2 separate regions of the Homo sapiens genome follow, and region 1 is linked to region 2. The links are chromatin loops, found by intact Hi-C in ENCODE. Cell type or tissue: heart left ventricle. All regions are shown on one strand. Each heading gives the region's core, and the rest is flanking DNA. Links, peaks and the distances in the headings are about the cores only. Region 1 overlaps MPRIP (myosin phosphatase Rho interacting protein). Region 2 overlaps MPRIP (myosin phosphatase Rho interacting protein).

The links. Hi-C counts contacts between places; a loop is a spot of excess contacts. Peaks named below come from ENCODE experiments on the same cell type or tissue, not always from the same donor. Only the 100,000 strongest peaks of a DNase experiment are listed, where the experiment ranks them.
Region 1: a loop joins it to region 2, with 1.9 times the contacts of the local background. A loop is called at or near these places in 30 of 110 quality-filtered maps.

Annotation. Positions count from the first base shown.
Region 1 is chr17:17,052,687-17,061,009 of GRCh38, reverse strand. All of the region lies in intron 1 of MPRIP (myosin phosphatase Rho interacting protein), which reads right to left. Among named protein-coding and RNA genes, the nearest start is that of MPRIP, 14 kb to the right of the region's middle. RefSeq lists an enhancer at 4,407-5,046. In heart left ventricle, for the core only: a CTCF peak has its summit at 5,017; no DNase peak of the experiment used is centred there; H3K4me3 peaks cover 494 bases; H3K27ac peaks cover 3,265 bases.
Region 2 is chr17:17,105,711-17,114,033 of GRCh38, reverse strand. The region is part of intron 3 of MPRIP (myosin phosphatase Rho interacting protein); the gene reads right to left. Among named protein-coding and RNA genes, the nearest start is that of MPRIP, 67 kb to the right of the region's middle. RefSeq lists enhancers at 5,224-5,748, 5,769-5,968. In heart left ventricle, for the core only: a CTCF peak has its summit at 4,585 (motif pointing left); a DNase peak (open chromatin) is centred at 2,363; H3K27ac peaks cover 4,620 bases.

The sequences.
Region 1 (8,323 bases), core at 152-8,151, 53 kb after region 2:
CTGCCAGGGCCGACGAACACTGGTCACCACTGCAGACCCCTCAAGAGGCCACAGGCTTGTCCTGTGTTGACCAAACTGTGCTAGAACTACTAAAAGTTGTCCATGGGGCCTTGAGTCCTGGAGAATACTGTTCTATTGCTCTACAGCCACACAGTTGTGGACCCAAACTACCTTCCTCAATATAGGCTTCCACAAACAGCCAGCCACTGTGCAGATACTAAAGATGGAGCTACAGCCCCCGCAAGTGTTTCAACATCATCAGGACCCAGAGCCCTGTCCCGGGAGGAAGCCAAGCCTCCGAGGGAGAACACCTGCTCACCAGCTGCCAGGAATGCATTCTGCAGGGAGGACATACATCCCAGCTATGGGAGCACGAGGGCAGGTCTGCACTCCTCCCCGCTGGCAGTGGAGCTGACCCCAGGGCTTAGGGCATATGAGCTCTCATGACCTCCATTTTATACCCCAGGAAACCGAGGCACACAGAGACTCAGTGGTCTGTCCAAGTAAATAGAGCCAGGAAGCAGTGGAAGCAAAACAGGCACCAAGGCCACCTGGTTCCACACTGGCCCTGGCCCATGGGACACTCCTCCCCAGTTTAGCAGGCCATTCCAGAAGGTAAAGGGTGACACAGGTGAAGGGCATGTTCCCAAGTGAGATGTGCTCCCAGGGGTAGGGGTCTGGTCCTCACCAGCACAGCACTCAGTTCTGCCCCACATCCATGCAGCTGGGGCCACGGCCCTGGGAGGCTGCAAGTGGGGGCTTAGGGACCCGGTGGGGCCCCAAAGCACATTGCCCATGAGGCACACATGGAAGGAAGAGCCCTACAGCCTTTACTTCCAGATGAGCCAGCCACAGACCACCCTCCTGCAGCACACACCCAGCCTGGCCATCTGCGCAGGAGGTCAGGAAGCTGGCGGAGATTGGGGGCTGTCCTCCAGAAGGACTCTTTCCTACCTGTGCAAAGACATCAAGGCTGGGTGCAGGCTACCACCTCCACCCACCCCAGGAAAAGCTGGGCCAATAAGCCACCTACTTCAGAGCCTCATCAGTAAGGTGCTCAACGTAATTTATTGTCTTAATTGGGAGTACTTGGGGAAGGAAAAGGGATTCTGCTAATTATGCCAGGACTGCTGGTCCCAGAACTCAGAACAGCCATGCCCACCCGGGACCCTGCAGACTGCAATTGGCTCACCTCCCAACTGGGCCACTCCCCATCCCCACATTCTGCTGCTCTCTATGGAGGCAGGTCAGGGATGCCCCTGATGTCTACCAGCCTCTGCAAGGCCACTGATGCAAAGTTCGCAAAGCCTCTGGGAATACCAACAAGGAGACGAAGACACGAAAGGTGGTGCAAAGGGAAAGGAACTCAGCACCATGCCAGGGAGCAAAGGGGAGGAGTGTGGGAGACTTCCCTGGGAGGGGGCAAATGACAGACTTCAGAAATGGAAGTCAGGGGACACCGTCTGTGGGAAGCTGACACAGCCACAGCCGAGCAGGCCCCAAGGCAGCGGCGCAGCCTGGAACAGTGAACTGCACTGCCCCTCCTATAGAGGCCGGCATGCTCCTCAAGCCCATGGCCCAACTTAAGCTCGACCAGTGGTCTGCAAAGGTGGGAGTCCCTGAGGCCCTTTTTGGGGTCCCTGAGTCAAAACCATTTTAATAAAAATACTAAAACATCCTTTGCCTCCTCTCTCACTCTTTCATGAGTGTACAGTAGAGCTGCCCAAAGGCTACACAGGACATGCTATGGCCACAGACTGTAGAAGCTCTGAGAACCCAGCTGTCTTTCATTATGGCAGACCGTAAAGAGCTCTGCAAAGAGTTAAAAATGTGAGGCTTTTCAGCAAATTTTTGTCTTAGAAAAGTTATTTTTCAGAATATATGTTACGTGACTACATAATAGGCTTATTGTTACTTTTAAGTGAATTCATGAATAAACTTTTTCAGTTTTAACTTCTAATACAAGAAATACCAATGGACATAACCCAGGTAAACTAAAGCGTTCTGAGGGCCTCAATAATCAAGAGCATAAAGGGGTCTGGAACCCAAAAAGTTTGAGAACTGCTGACCTAGCCACCCACTCCCCTAGCACGTCCCCACCCCTTCTGCACCTTTGCTTGGGGAGCAGCCCTGCTGATCCCACTTCTCAGTTGCCATGTGCCCAAACACAAACTTGCCTTTAAGTCTATCTCCTGGTTTCTACTCAAGAGTCCTTTCTATCCAACAGCACTGCCTTAAAAGGCGACATCTAACCCCAGACTTGCTCCTGGTGGCTGTGTTACATATGGTCCATCTGGAAATGAAACAGACTCCAAGGCACAGGCAGACAGGAAAACCTTTCTCTCAACAATGCGGACCTCTGCCTTGGTGAGGAGGCCAGGAGGAGGGGCTGTGACAGAGGCAACACCTGTTTCTCAATGGACCTGGAGCCCTCCCTGGGTCCCCACTCCCCACAGTCCCTGGAGCTCTCCTCCCTGGGTCCCCACTCTCCATGGCCCCTGGGGCTCTCCTCCCCGGGTCCCCACTCCCCACGGCCCTGGAGCTCCACTCCCCGGGTCCCCACTCCTAACAGTCCTAGAGCTCTCCTCCCCAGGTCCCCATTCCCCACGGCCCTGGAGCTCCCCTCCCGGGGTCCCTACTCCTAATAGTCCTGGAGCTCTCCTCCCTGGGTCCCCATTCCCCATAGTCTTAGATCCCCTCCCTGGGTCCCTGCTCCCCCTGGCCCCTAGAATCCTCTCCCCAGGTCCCTGCTTGCAAAGAGGGGCTTGAAGGACCACAAACATAAGCACCTTTACTGTGCCACAGGACTAACGTCCCTGAGCCTGTGGAGAGGAGTCAGAAAAGCAGGGGACTCCACTGGAATGTGCTTCTGTCCGTGTTCCCTAGAACAGCTCGACCAGCACTGGTGTGAAGGGCAATGCCTGAGCTACCCATCTGGGCCTCGGCTCCCACCCCTAAATCATCTCAGGTCACCTCTGTGAAAGGGATACCACTGGGGAGGGGCGTGAAGGATGCTTTGAATGGATGTCAGTGTTCTCTTTCTTAAGTTGGGTGGCAGGTTCACGAGCATTCATTTTTATTATTTAGATTTATATTGTAAATGTATGCTGCTTGTATCCTTTTGTGTACATCCAATATTGCATTCTATTAAAAAATATTACTGCAAGTATTAGAGTATATCAGCGGCTCTTCAAACTGTGAAGATCCCTGGAGGTCATGCTTCAGGGGCCACCTCGGGTGTAGGATGGGGCAGCGGGTGGGGGTCAGGGTGGTCTCATAGCTGATGCCATTCCTCTTCCTGTCCTTCAACATGAGAACATTCGTGCATCATATATGTGAGCTCCACGTTTCATTTCAAGGGGGTGGGTGTTTTGCTGCCAAAGAAATAAAGGTTGAAAACTGGTAACAGTGATGAACAGCGTAGCAAAGGCCTTTTCCCTCTAGCTGACCCCAAGGTCCTCTGGGGACCACTGTGGGGCTCTGTGGGCCCTCTGCCAGCAGCTCCCAGCACCTAGCACTGGGAAGGCACCGCGTCTCCCTGGGGTCTCCAGCCTTCAGCTCCCATGCCCCACAGCCCTCCTTCCAACAATGTTTAAGGATTAACTTGCCTCTTTCTTGGCAGTCAGATGATCTTCAGGTCAGACAAAAAGGGAAGAAAGAAGGCGTGTACCTCCGAGCAGCTGAGCCACCCCTGCACCGCCCCGTGACACTGCCTCATGGCGGCATTTCATGTGTGCGACTCTTGAGGGATGGTCCAGGAACCCAGTTTCCATCCCAGACTCCTCTGTGAAGAGCCCCAGGCTCTGGGCAGGCCTTATTTGGGACCCACCCATAGCCCTCCCACCCAGCAGTCTGCAGGGCTGACATGTGGCTCCAGGTGCTGATGCCAAACAGCTCACTGACAGAATGGCCACAGGCCAGCAAGTCCTCTCCTGGGGTCCGCTGAAAGGAGGTGTTCAGACAAATGCCCGCACACCTGTGTTCACAGCAGCACTATCCACAACGGCCAAAAGGGTGAAGCAATCCCACTGTCTACCATCCATACAAGGAATGAATTCTGACCTGTGCTGCAAGGTGGATGAACCTTGAAAGCATTAGGCCAAGTGCAAGACACCACAGACAAAAGGTCACATATGGTATGGTATGATTCTGTTTTGATGAAATTTCCAGAATAGGTAAATCCATTGAGGCACAAAGCAGATTTGTAGTTGCTGGGGACTAAAGGCGGGGGTGACTGCTTAATAGTTAAGGTGGGGGGTTCTTTTGGAGCAATGGAAATGTTTTCAACTGAAGAGGGGTGGCAGTTGTACAATACTGTAGGCTAAATGCAATGGAATTGTACATGCTAAAATGGTTAATTTTATGTTGCGTGAATTTCACCTCAAAAAAAAAACCCCTCAAAACCAAGGAACCACACACACAGTTCACCCCATCATAGCACGGGGACAGCAGGGCCCACAGCTGCTGGCTGGCTGTAAACTACCCCCAACTCCCACTGGGCTCCTGGCCTCCCTCTGCCCACACACAGGTCCTGCAAGCCCAGCCCCGGCCCCTGCCCCTGCTCCCCACTGTATTCAAGCTGGAGGGGGAAAGTGACATTTTAAAAGCCTCTTCCCTGTTTGGTCTTGACAAACAGCCCGTGGCCACAGGATTTTTGGAACATGACGCCATTCATGGCAAAGGGAAGAGGGCTGGAGAATGCGTGGGGACAAATTTCTGGGGCAACGTCTTCGCAGGGAAGAGTCACACCCTGTTCCTCAAAAAGCCGTCCTTCCCATTCAGAAACAGGTAGGACAGAAGCACGGTGGAAGGAGGAGCAAAAAAAGGGCAGGAAAGCTAAATGAGGTCAGCCCCACCCTTCCCCGCACATGCCAAGGTGGTCAGCCCCGCTCCTGGACACTAGGGGCCAAGGGGGCCACACACAGCCAGACATTGATGGTCTCAAGGCCAAGCTCAGTCCTCTCGAGTCATGTGGAGACAGGGAAGGCCTGGAGTCCCACAGCTGGGTTTCCTCCCGGCTTTGCCACCAGAGGAGCTGCTCTAGGCATATTATACTACCTCTCTCTACCCTTCTCTTAACTCCGCCTTCTGAGACTGCTGGAAATATAAATGAGCTAATAGTGGCCTGGCACATGGCAATTCCTGTCAGCTATGAATACCACCAACAGCGCCACAAAACAATGCCAGGGCAGGCCACCCTTCAGCAATTTCCGTATAGGAAAACCTCCACACCATAGAAGGCCAGGTGCTAGCTGGCCGGGCCCCCTAGGAAGAGGACTCCTAAGCTCCCAGGCTCACGGGGTTTCCAGGCGGGAAGGGAGATGTGGAATTGAGAAGTAGTGGGCTGTCTGCCGAGGTGACATCTGCCTATTAGAAGAGCTCGTTCTCAGGCTCAAAAGAAGAGACTCCTCCTGTTTAGATCTCATAGAAGGGTCCCCTCAGCAGAGGTGCCTTTCCCTGCAAGGGTGAATGACTTGTAAAGGCTGGGGGTAGGGTGGACAGAGAGGCTGGAAGGACCTGCCTGCCAGCTGAGGGGACCCACTCAACACTGGTGACCAGGGGGCCACGAAACGTCCTGGCCAGATCTCCCACCCACCCAGTGATTTGGGACTAGACCCGGCTCCCCAGCTCTGGGATCCTCTCTACCTTCCTTGGGCATTTCAACCAGGCCCGGCACAAGGATTTTCCTTCCCAGACAACTGCAAGGCAGTTGCTCCATGGATACGAGTGGGATAAGCATGGCTTCTCTTAATCTTCTCCCACACTGCCCATGGCAACTCATACACCCATCAAAGAAATTCCTAAAATTGGGATCTGCTCTGCCCTTCATGGGACCTGCATGACTTCTCTGGGCTTGACAGGGGCACAGAAGTGGCCTCTAACATTAAATCCTAAGCTGATGAAGCCTGGCCCCTTCACTTCCTACCCTCTAAAAAAAAAAGAAATTTTTTTTTTTTTTTGATACAGGGTCTCGTTCTATTACCCAGGTTGGAGTGCAGTGGCGTGATCTCAGCACACTGCAACCTCCACCTCCTGCCTCAGGCAATCCTTCTACCTCAGCCTCCCAAGTAGCTGGGACCACAGGCATGTGCCACCAAGCTTGGCTATGTTTTTTACTTTTTTGTAGAGACAGGGTTTCCCTGTCTTGCCCAGGCTGATCTCGAACTCCTGGGCTCAAGCAATCTGCCCACCTTGGCCTCCCAAAGTTCCGGGATAACAGGTGTGAGCCGCAGCACCTGACCTAAAAATTCTTAAAATCAGTTCAGTCCTTACACAGCAGGTCCTCAAATAATGCCATTTCATTCAACATTGATTTGTTATAACAATGTTGAGGAAAAAAAAAAAAGAATTCCTGCACCCACTGCCTGTGTGGAGTTTGTGTGCTCTCACGACTCCGTGGGTTTTCTCTGTACTCTGCTTTCTTTCACATCTCAGAGATGTGCACATTCAGTGAACTGGACATCTAAGTGGTCCCAGTCTGAGCAGGTGTGGGTGCAAGTGTGTCCTGTGATGGAACGGCGTCCTGTCCAGGCTTTGTGCCCTGGGAGAGGCTCCAGCTACCGGTGACATTGAACTGGAATAAGCAAGCTGGAAAACGCATGAATGAATACAGGTAACTGCCTACTAAAAAGTCATCAAGTCTACGATAATCACACAAACACATGACAATAAACTATGCAGTAAGAAGCACTCAGCCAGCCCACCGCTTTTGTCCTTGTTTTTGAACTTCCTGGTGGTAGGAGGTATGCCTTACAATTTTCACTTTGCAGACATTTATTCCTTGATTTAACCTACCACCATGACTGTCATCACTCACTGTCATCACTCACCAAAACTTGTATAGATAATGATCTTACTTGTTTTTATTCATCTTCCTGAAATGTATATAATAGCTCACATGTATTTCCATGTTTAATATTAGAAATACTTTGGATCTTTATTTAGAAGTTTGGTTAATTTTTATAACCTGAAATATGCCGTAGAAACTTAAATCCTGTTTATATCAATTAGCTTATGATAAAATTGGTTTGGTTGTGTGTTGTTATGCTTACAGTAGCAGTTTCCAAGAGCCCATCAATGACGGTGAGGACTTACTGTACTTACACATTCTGAAAAATCAAACACACACAAGGCAAACTGACTACTTCCTTCCAGTCCTCAAGGGGCTGACATAAGAAAGCTGCTAGGGTGGTGCAGAGCAGCTCAGTGGGAGAGGAGACAGCCTGAGCATCTGTTTAATGGGCATGGGCCTGAGCTTCTGTTTAATGGGCATGGGACAGACAGAAACAGGTTTGAGGGCCAGCTTGCCCACAAAATCACAGTGGAAGGTCCCCTCCCTGGGCTGTTTTCTCTGCAGTAACCTAAGAGGGATGGGGACCTGGTGCTCCCCGCACTGCCCCTGCCCCATCTCGCCCATGGCCTGGCCCATGGTGGACATTCAAGAGCAGATGGGCCAGCATGCTAAGTGAGAGCTTCCCAAGGGCAAGATCCGTGTCCCACACACAGCTCCATACTACATGGTTTATTGCTGATAAAACGGACCCCATTTACTAAGCACCCACCATATAACCCAGTATTTACAAACTCTGCCCTTGCCACAGATCCTGCGGTTGCTGAGGACTTTGGAAGCATCTTCCTGCATCCTCATCAGGACCCAAAGCCATGGGTACTATTATTATAACCCCCCAGTTTTCAGATGAGGGGCATAGATGCTTCAGCTCTAAGTAACTTGCTCCATTAGCATGGAAAATGGAGCTAGAATGGAAACTCAAATCTGGGCTCGCCACCATTCCAATTCCCTTGCCTGGGCGCACTGAAATGAAAAGTGGGACTGTGTCAGATTTCTAGGTCAGAGCAGGTCCCCAAGCAGAAGCCATGCAAATGCCCTGACCCACCCCTCCCGCGGCCCTGAGGCTCCTGAGCCTCAAGTGGCTCACCCAGTCCTGATAGTGAGGCTCTGGGTATGGCATCAGGAGACCCAGGAGACATGGCCCCTTTCTCTGGCTCAGCTGGGGCTCCCTGCAGCTGCTCCCCCTTCCCTTGGCCCCTTTATCTATGGGAAGGACCACGAGGAGGTCAGAAACCTTGTGTGGAAAGTGCGCCACGGTTGCTTGTGGGTCTGTTAAATCCAGTGCCTCAGAACCTACAGAGATCAAGGACAAAGCTATTTCCTGATTCTGAATTCCTCTTTCAGAGGAAAAAATTGTGCTTCCTGTTCAGAGCTGTGCCAAAGGTGTGGCTGCTGCCTAGGCCAGTAGCCCATGTTGGGGATGTGGGGCACCCCGAGGCTGAGGAGAGGTGAAGATCTGGGCGATGCCCTGCA
Region 2 (8,323 bases), core at 264-8,263:
ACTCTTATAGTCCCAGTTACTTGGGAGCAGGGAGGATCCCTTGAGCCCAGGAGTTCGAGGTTGCAGTGAGCTGTGATGGCACCACTGCACTCCAGTCTGGGCAACAGAGTGAGACCCTGTCTCTTAAGTAAAAAAAAAAAAAAAAAAAGAAAAGAAAAGAAAAGAAAATGCAAATCACATCAGCCACAATGAGATGCTAGTTCACATTCACTAGGGTAGAGGTAAGTTAAAAAACAGAAAACTGTCAGTGTTGGTGAGGTCATGGAGTAACTGGAACCGTGGTGCAGCCACTCTGGAAAGCAGTATGGAGCTTCTTCAAAAAATTAAACTGGACTTTATAGATTTGCTGTTTCATCCAGCAATTCCACTTGTAGGTATATACCCAGAGGAACTGAACACAGGGACTCGAACAGATATTTGTACACCCACGTACCATGGCAGCATTATTCACAATAGCCAACAGATGGAAGCAGCTCCAGTGTCCACCAATAGATAGATGAATAAACAAAATGTAGTATGTATATACACTGCCATATAATTCAGCCATAAAAAGGAAAGAAATTCTGGTATGTGCTATACTATGGATGAATCTTGAAAACACTATGCTAAGTGCAATAAGCCAGTCACAAAAGGATAGATACTGTATGATTCCACTTATGTGAAGCACCCAAAGTACTCAAATTCATAGAGAGTAGAATGGTGGTTGCCAGGGTGAGAACAGCTACTGGCAAATTTCTTTTCAAAAATTCTGTACCTGACCTATACCCCAGCTACCTTTCTCTGGCATTTCTGTCCCTGTCTTCATAGAAAACAGACCCTTGAGAGCTATACCACTAGTGATGGACTCAGCTGGGGAGGGCAGGCAGGGATACCAATCAGTGGAAGAAGAGACTGCAGGGCAGGGCCAGGAGCCGTCTGCAAGGGCAGCCTCAAGTTGCCACCCCCCAGGGCATGAAACAGTTCCAGCCCCAACCCTGGGGAGTCCCCAAGTGGACAGCTCCCAAAGCTCATGGGAGCTAGTGAGACCCCAAGTTCCATCCCAGCTGTCTGAGCTCGGAGGACCGCTGGGAAACAGCCCAGGGCTGAGGATGCCTCACTGGCCTCCTGTGGCCAGGGAGAAAGGACAGAGTGAGTTGGCTGTGTCACCAGCAGAAATGCCTAGCCTCTCCCAAGGCCCGCGTGCTACTCAGTGGGGATGGAACGCAGTACAGGCACAGCCTGAGGGCCGCCTCATCCTCCCTCCCTCCCCCTCAACGCCACCGGCTGCGCTGAAACACCTTTGTCCAGTGGCACCAACCCACAGCCCAGTTGCAGCCCTGTCCTCAGGAGGCTGTCCTCCTCCCGCAGAGCTGGGCTCCCCTTAAAGGGGCAGAGGGGAGGAGGCTGGGAGTAAGTGGAACTCAGTTCATGGGAGCGATGAACCATGCAGATGACGGTCCTGAGTGAGCCCTGCAGGAGCAGACGGCAGGAGCCAGGACTGTTCCACGTACAGAGGACAGGGGCAGCTGGGGAGGGGCTGGGGCTGCGGGGCAGGGCCACCATCCCCCAAATCCTTTAACTCCATGGCATCTACTGGACATCAGGCTTGGGGTCACAGTGATGAGGAAGACATGGTGCCTGCCACAGACTTCATGATACGGGGGGAAGAGAGGGCATACATAGCTGCTGTGAGATGGGCACTTGTGGGATGCAGGGGCAAGGAGGCCGGGTTTGGAGGATTCAGATGTCTTAAAGGTGGCCCCAGGCACAAGGCTCGAGACTTGTCCTGGGAGATCCCGACAGAGAGAGCTAGGCCCAAGGAGTGGGAGGGCAGAGACAGAGCTCAGCTGGAGATAAGAAAGCGCCGTTACCCAGGCCTTTCACACAGGCATGTTCTGTCCCGCAAGTATGAGGTGTATCACTGCCATCGCATACACAGGGACACCAGTTGGAAAAGCGCAGCAGCATGCCCAAGGTGGACCACGCTGCCCACAGCACCCGCACACCTCGTAAATATTAATATTTACCCAACACCTGCTCTGTGGGGTGCCGACGACTGTCATGCGACAATGAACAGAACTGATGAAACCTGGCCTGGACGGTTGCCCTTCCAAGCAGTCGGGCAAGCTAAACAAATGCCAGGGTGGGTAGCATGTGGGGAAGGGCCTCGGTGAGAAGCCAGCAGATATGGTGGGAAAGGCCTCCTGGGAACAGAGAGTGAGTGGGCAGTGCTGGGGAAGGCGGCCCGCTTGAGGGAGACTGGGCACAGGTCTGACCAGACATCACACTCAGGAAGGTAGGAGACTGCCTGCTGTTGGTACCGCCCGTAACAGCTGAGTCAGTCCGCAGTTCCCACTTGGTCCTGCTGCCTCGGTTTAACAGGCAGAAGAGTCTGAACAAGTCCTACAACAGAACATGCGGTCCCAAGAGGGACGCTGGCTTCACTCTCCACAGCTGTTCCCCAGCATGGTCTCTCAGGGGCCACCCGTTGCCAGGTCTCCCTCCTCAGCAGAAGCAGAAAACAGAGACCCCCCTGGACACACAGGCCAGCAGGCAGGTGCCCAGGCTGCAGGGGAGATGGGAAAAAGCCCCTGGTGAGGCTCCCTGCTGAGCCCCCACTTCCTAGCTTTCCTCTCATGACCTGGGGCCCTGGTCCTGCCTCAGGACACCTGCTGGGGCCTTCATGGCCAGGGTGCTGGTCTTCCCTGTCCTTCAAGGGCAAGGCCACTGGCACCTGCTTTCCAGGTCCTTCTTAGCAGCCTGGCCTACAGTGGCTTCCTCTCTCTTCGAGTCTCTATGGTACTTTTTTTTTTTTTTTTTTTTTTTTTTGGGACTACCCCTTGTGAAACAGGGCTCTCCCACGACACTGTGCCTAGAGGTTTTTTCTTTTTTTTTTGGTTTTTTTTTTTAAACTTTTAAAATAACCTTTTAATTTCAGAATAGATTCACATTTACAGAAAAGAAGACAAGAGTGTGTGAAGAGTTCTCCTACACCTCTCACCCAGTTTACCCTGTTATTAATACATCAGTGCAGTGCATTTGCTACAATGAATAAACCAATACTGACCTGTTATTAACTAAAGCTCACACCTCATTCAGCACAACTTGATTCAGGTGGCCTCAGCTTGCATCTACTGTTCTCCTGCTCCAAGATCCCACTCAGGACCCCACATCACATTAAGTGTCCTGTCCCCTGAGGCTCCTTTTGGCTGCAACAGTTTCTCAGACCTTCTGTGTTTTGGGTGACCTTGATGGTTTTGAGGAGTGCTGATCAGGTGTGTTGTAGACTGCACCTCAATTTGGGTTTGTCTGACGTTGTTCTCACGACTAGACTGTGGTTATGTGTTTAAGGGAGGACAACCATAGAGGTGATACCCCTTCTCTTCCCATCCTTCCAAGGCTTCACGACTGATCACTGTTGATGATGACCTTAAGTGCCTGGCTGGGGTCGTGCCTGTCAGTTTCTCTGCTGCAGAGCTGCTCCCCACCCCTGTGCTCTCTGGAAGGAAGTCACCACTCAACACGGAGTGGGGAGCTATGGCCATCTCCTTAAGTAAGGAGTAGCTGCATAAATAACCTGGAATTCTGCACAGGACATTTTGTTTCTTCTCTCCCATTTATTTATTTCTTTACTAAATGATTTCCTTATGCCAATACGGACTTGTGGATTTTATATCTTGTCTTAGTCTGTTTTGTGCCGCTATAAGGGAATACCTGAAGCTGGGTCATCTATAAAGAAAAAGAGGGTTATTTGGCTCACAATTCTGGATGGCTGGAAAGTTCAAGATTGGGGATCTCATCTGGGGAGGGCCTTGTGCTGCTCTACTCAGGGTGGAAGGCAAATGGGCGCTGGTGTGTGCAGAGATCACATGGTCAGAGAGGAGGGCGGGAGTGAGAAGGAAGCTGCCAGGCACTTTTTAACAACAAGGTCTCCAGGAAACTAACAGAGCAAGAACCCACTTGCTGCCCCGCCCAGGGCAGGGCACTGATCTACTCATGAGGGATCTGCCCTCATGACCCAAACGCCTCCCAACTAGGCCCCACCTCCAACACTGGGGAACACATTTCAACGTGAGGTTTGGAGGGGACAAACATCCACACTACACCATAATCCAACATTACAGTATTTATTTTGTTGCTCAAAGTGTTCCAGCTTTGGACACTGGGAGCTTTTCAGCCGGCTCCCATGTCCCCCTGACACACCCCCATCCGCATGTGCACCTGTGCAGCCTCAAAGCACTTCCTGGCATTGCAAGGTGCTTCATGTACCTTTAGGGTATATTTCCCGCCCCAGCCCTAGAATTGATCATTTCCTCCAGAAGCCCTGGTTTACTTTTATTGGAAAGTGCCATTAAAAATCAAGATCTGGATGGCAGGTGTGCTCATTGTTTCGCGGGTCTCACAGCTTCTAGGCCCTCTCCGCTAATGGAACAAGGAAATAGAGGTGTATATAACCTGGGCATACCACATATCTATAAACACTTCTCTCTGTATCCTTATGTATCTTTATTAAAGTCTCTATCAACTAAACACACTAGCACCTCCGTGGATCAGTCTAGCCTCCTTCCCTTGCCTGCCTGTTCCTTGTCACTGTGTGCAACAGTGGCTCCTGCCACCTGCCGTCCATTTACTTAACTGTTGAATCCCAGTACACAGGCATTGTGGTCTCAAAAGTGTCAGTACTCGTGTGAGAGAACTGCTTTCCCTTGCACACAGAGCCTATGTATGGCTCCTCTGGCCTCTTGGCTTGCAGACTCCACTCTACTGCAAAAGTGCACACTCCCTTTTACACCACTGTCTGGAAGTCCCTCTGGTGAATTCTCAGAGAAGAACCTGCAACGGTGCCCCATATACCCACGAGCTCAGCAGTGGGCAGAACGGATACTGATTGAATATTTTATACCTTCAGCATGAGTTTTTGAGACCTTTCCAAGGCATGTTTGGATAAGAAGGGAGGGGAACAAAGTGGCGAGGGTAAGGAGAGGACACAGAAGGAAAGGGAGAGAAGGGGGCTAAGGGCCCTTCAGCCTGTTTGAGCGCTTTCAGAAATCTGCGCACCACAGCCGGCGGGAGAAGTTGCACTGGAGAAGAGGCAGTGCTAGCATACAGGTGGGCGGAGTGCTGCCACTGGTGGCTTCAGATGGAGCTTCCTGTGTCCCAGCTTGCCTGGTCTCCAAGTCTGCCTGAGCCTGAGAGGGAGAGGGCGCTGCCATGCCACATGGTGTAACTGCCTTTTCTGCCCAAAGGCCTGCCAGGCAGATCTAGAGAAAACAAGCTGCTGTTTGCTGCAGTGAGACTGAAAGCAATGCAGCTGTGAGGCCCATAACATTCACCCGGCCCCACCCCCAGCACCCTCCCGGTCACCCCTGAGGGATCTACAGCAGGGAGAAGCAGCTTCAGGGGGCCCAGACCTCTCTAGAGGCTAGAGACAAAGGCCAGCTGGCTTAAAATGGAAGGTTTTAGAGCTTAAAGCAATGGTTCCAAACTTTTGCTGAATAATGTAATCACCTGGGAAGATTTCAAAATAGAGGTTCTATGCCCAGAGAGAGACTCAGATTTAAATTCTCAGATGTAGGGCTGAGGCATAGGAATTCTTAAAAGCTTCTCTAGTGATTCTAATGTTCAGCCAAGGCTGGGAACCACTGCCTCAAAGGGAGACCTTGATCTATATTTGATGCCAGAGGCTTGGCTCCGATGGCTGTCTGTCCCAGGCTGGCCACCCAGCTGTATTAAGTCACTTACAGCTTTTTGCTGGGCCAAAGAGGGCCTGATGAAAGCAAAGAAAGACAGAAGAGTGTGGAGACAAAATGCAGCTGTAAAGAGCCTGCTGGCAGTGGGGGTGAATGGACATGCTGGAGCTGCGATTATGATTCATAAAGTGCTTGGGGACAGTACCCTGAAAGGCCATGCCAGCCACAAGAAAACGAAACCCTCAGGCAGCCTGAGGGACAAGGCAGGAGGGAGGGCCATCCTTCTCCAGCAGGCCTGGGAAAAAGGGAGAGGTGGTGGCTGTGTCAGGCAACTGCTCTATCTACAGGGAAATGGCCCTTGCAGGTATGTGAGGCGGGACATGTGGCCAGGGCTCCGGGCAGGCCCCTGAGCAGCGAGCAACCTCTGCAGCCCTGGCCCTAAGCGGGCATACCATAGGTTCTCACACATGCACCTTCCTGCCAACCACTTACAGACACAGAGGGCAGCAGGCAGGCACAGAGGAACCCATGCAAGCTGGAAGCCCAAAGGACTTCAAATCACCTGCTGGGGAGAAACTTAAGATTCCAAACCAGCTAGAGAGATGGGAACTCAAGAACGAGCTCAATGCACAACAGGAATCTCTGGGTTTCCCCCGCCATCAGAGTCTCAGACACGAAGGGGACAAAGGAGGGTAGGGATTGCTCTCTAGCAGGGGATGTGCAGGACCAGCCTGGGCCTGTGTGCCAAATCCACCTGAATACAGGCCAGGCCACAGCCCTCCCTGTTGCGCCCCAGGACACTGAACTCCAGAGGAAGCTGCTGCGTGAGATGATGCAGGTGTCTCCCTGCACCAACAGTGTCAGGCTCACAAGGCACCTGCCAGCCCCAAGCCTTCTAAGGACAGGTCTTGTGCCCAAATGCCAGATGCCGGAGCAACCTGAATAGCACCCAGCCTCTGTCTGGCTCCTGCTCCCCACATCTACCCAAACCTGGCAGCAGCCTTGAAGTCCCCGCCCTGCCCAGGCTCTGAGGCTCCTTCCTGAAGACTCTTGTCTTCAGTGACTTTGTCACTGGGAGGAATTGGGCCTCCTGGCAGTAAGTCCAGAACCCTGAAAGAAGCTCTCTGGTGTTCTCAGAACTGATTCACAGAGAAAACCCACAAACACCAATCCACCCCCTCACTCTAAAGGGAGGGGCAGGGGGCTAGAGCCCATTAAATCCCGACACCCTCCAGGCTACGTTTCCAAAGGACAGGAGCAGAAGCTAAGAATAGACCAAATGTGTTGTAGATAAAACTTTCCTTGAGAAAGGGGTATGACATTAAGTTCCTCTTTGGCTTATTTTCTGCTTCCAAAGACTTCCCCACCCAATAAAATAATTATTAAGAACTGAGATCCTCTGCCAGCATTCCAGGAAGGCCAGCATCTGGGAAAGAAGTCGTTATCTTGGATGCTCTCATCTGCCTCTCTCCCACTGGGAATTCCCAATCTGCTTCTCAGAAATCCAACTTGTTATGGGAGCTTTGCATCAACAGTGATGTTTGAAGACCTATCCTTCTAGCCTGCCACTCCTACCTTGTCCTTCCAAGGTTGGGAAAATGTAGTTGGTCAGTTATGATGGCATAGTGGTGATTTCCTTCCATGTGTGGCGTCTTTTTTCCTTGTGTTCAGCCCTGACCCACCCATCCTCTGAGACTGACCTGCCTCCCAGACTAAACAGCTCTGCATCCCGGATCTCTCCAGCAGGCCTGGCCAGCCTTCACCAGTCAAAGCCACTGAGGGACTCAGGAAGATCCGGTTCTGGAAGGAGGAGAGGAAACACTATGTGGATTCTGTCTGGTGGGCACTGTCCAGGTCTCAAAGCACCAAGCTCTGTGGAGGGCAGGCTCCAGAGCGCTCTTGCTGCCCTCTCTCTGAAGTGGTGGAGGCTCAACTCTTTCAAGATCACAGGTTCTGCCCACGCCAGGCATGGTGTGTTCCTGCTGCTGCCTGCCCAGGATCAAGTCCTCTGGGCAGAGGGGCTTCTACAAGTCGACCACAAAGAGTGAAGCAGCAGAAACACCAAGACACAGACTCCCTGGAAAAGACCAAGAGTGTAGGAATCCAGTTGCCTTTCACCCATTCAGTCACTCAGTAGAAAACGGGGTACTGAGCACCTCTGCTGTGTTGGACGCCGGCAGGGCTGAGAAAGACATGGTGGTGAGGCCACCCCGTGCCTCACTGCAACACTGCAGACACTTCGCCCTGGACAAGCTCCCACACCCACCTGGAGATGCCGTGCTCTGAGATCCCTCAAAGCCACTGAGGGACTCAGGAAGATCCTGATCATGGTACTGGCTACACAGGTGTGCTTAATCTGTGAAACTTCATCAAGCTGAACCTGGGATGCACATGTTTTTTTGTCTTACGGCTTGCCACAATAAAAGGTTTCTTTAACATGCCTCCCTTTGAGTGGCAGATGTCCTATATGGGGTAGGAAAAACTATTTTAAAGATCAAAACCTTAACCTAATCCTAACCCTAAATAAAGATCAAAACTATTATAAAGATCAAATCCTTGAAAGGAAGGCCCTGCCTAGGCCACCAGGCTGGTAATGGCTGAGCTGGAATTAGGGCCCAAATCAGACCCCCTTCCCATAGTCCTGGAGTCACACT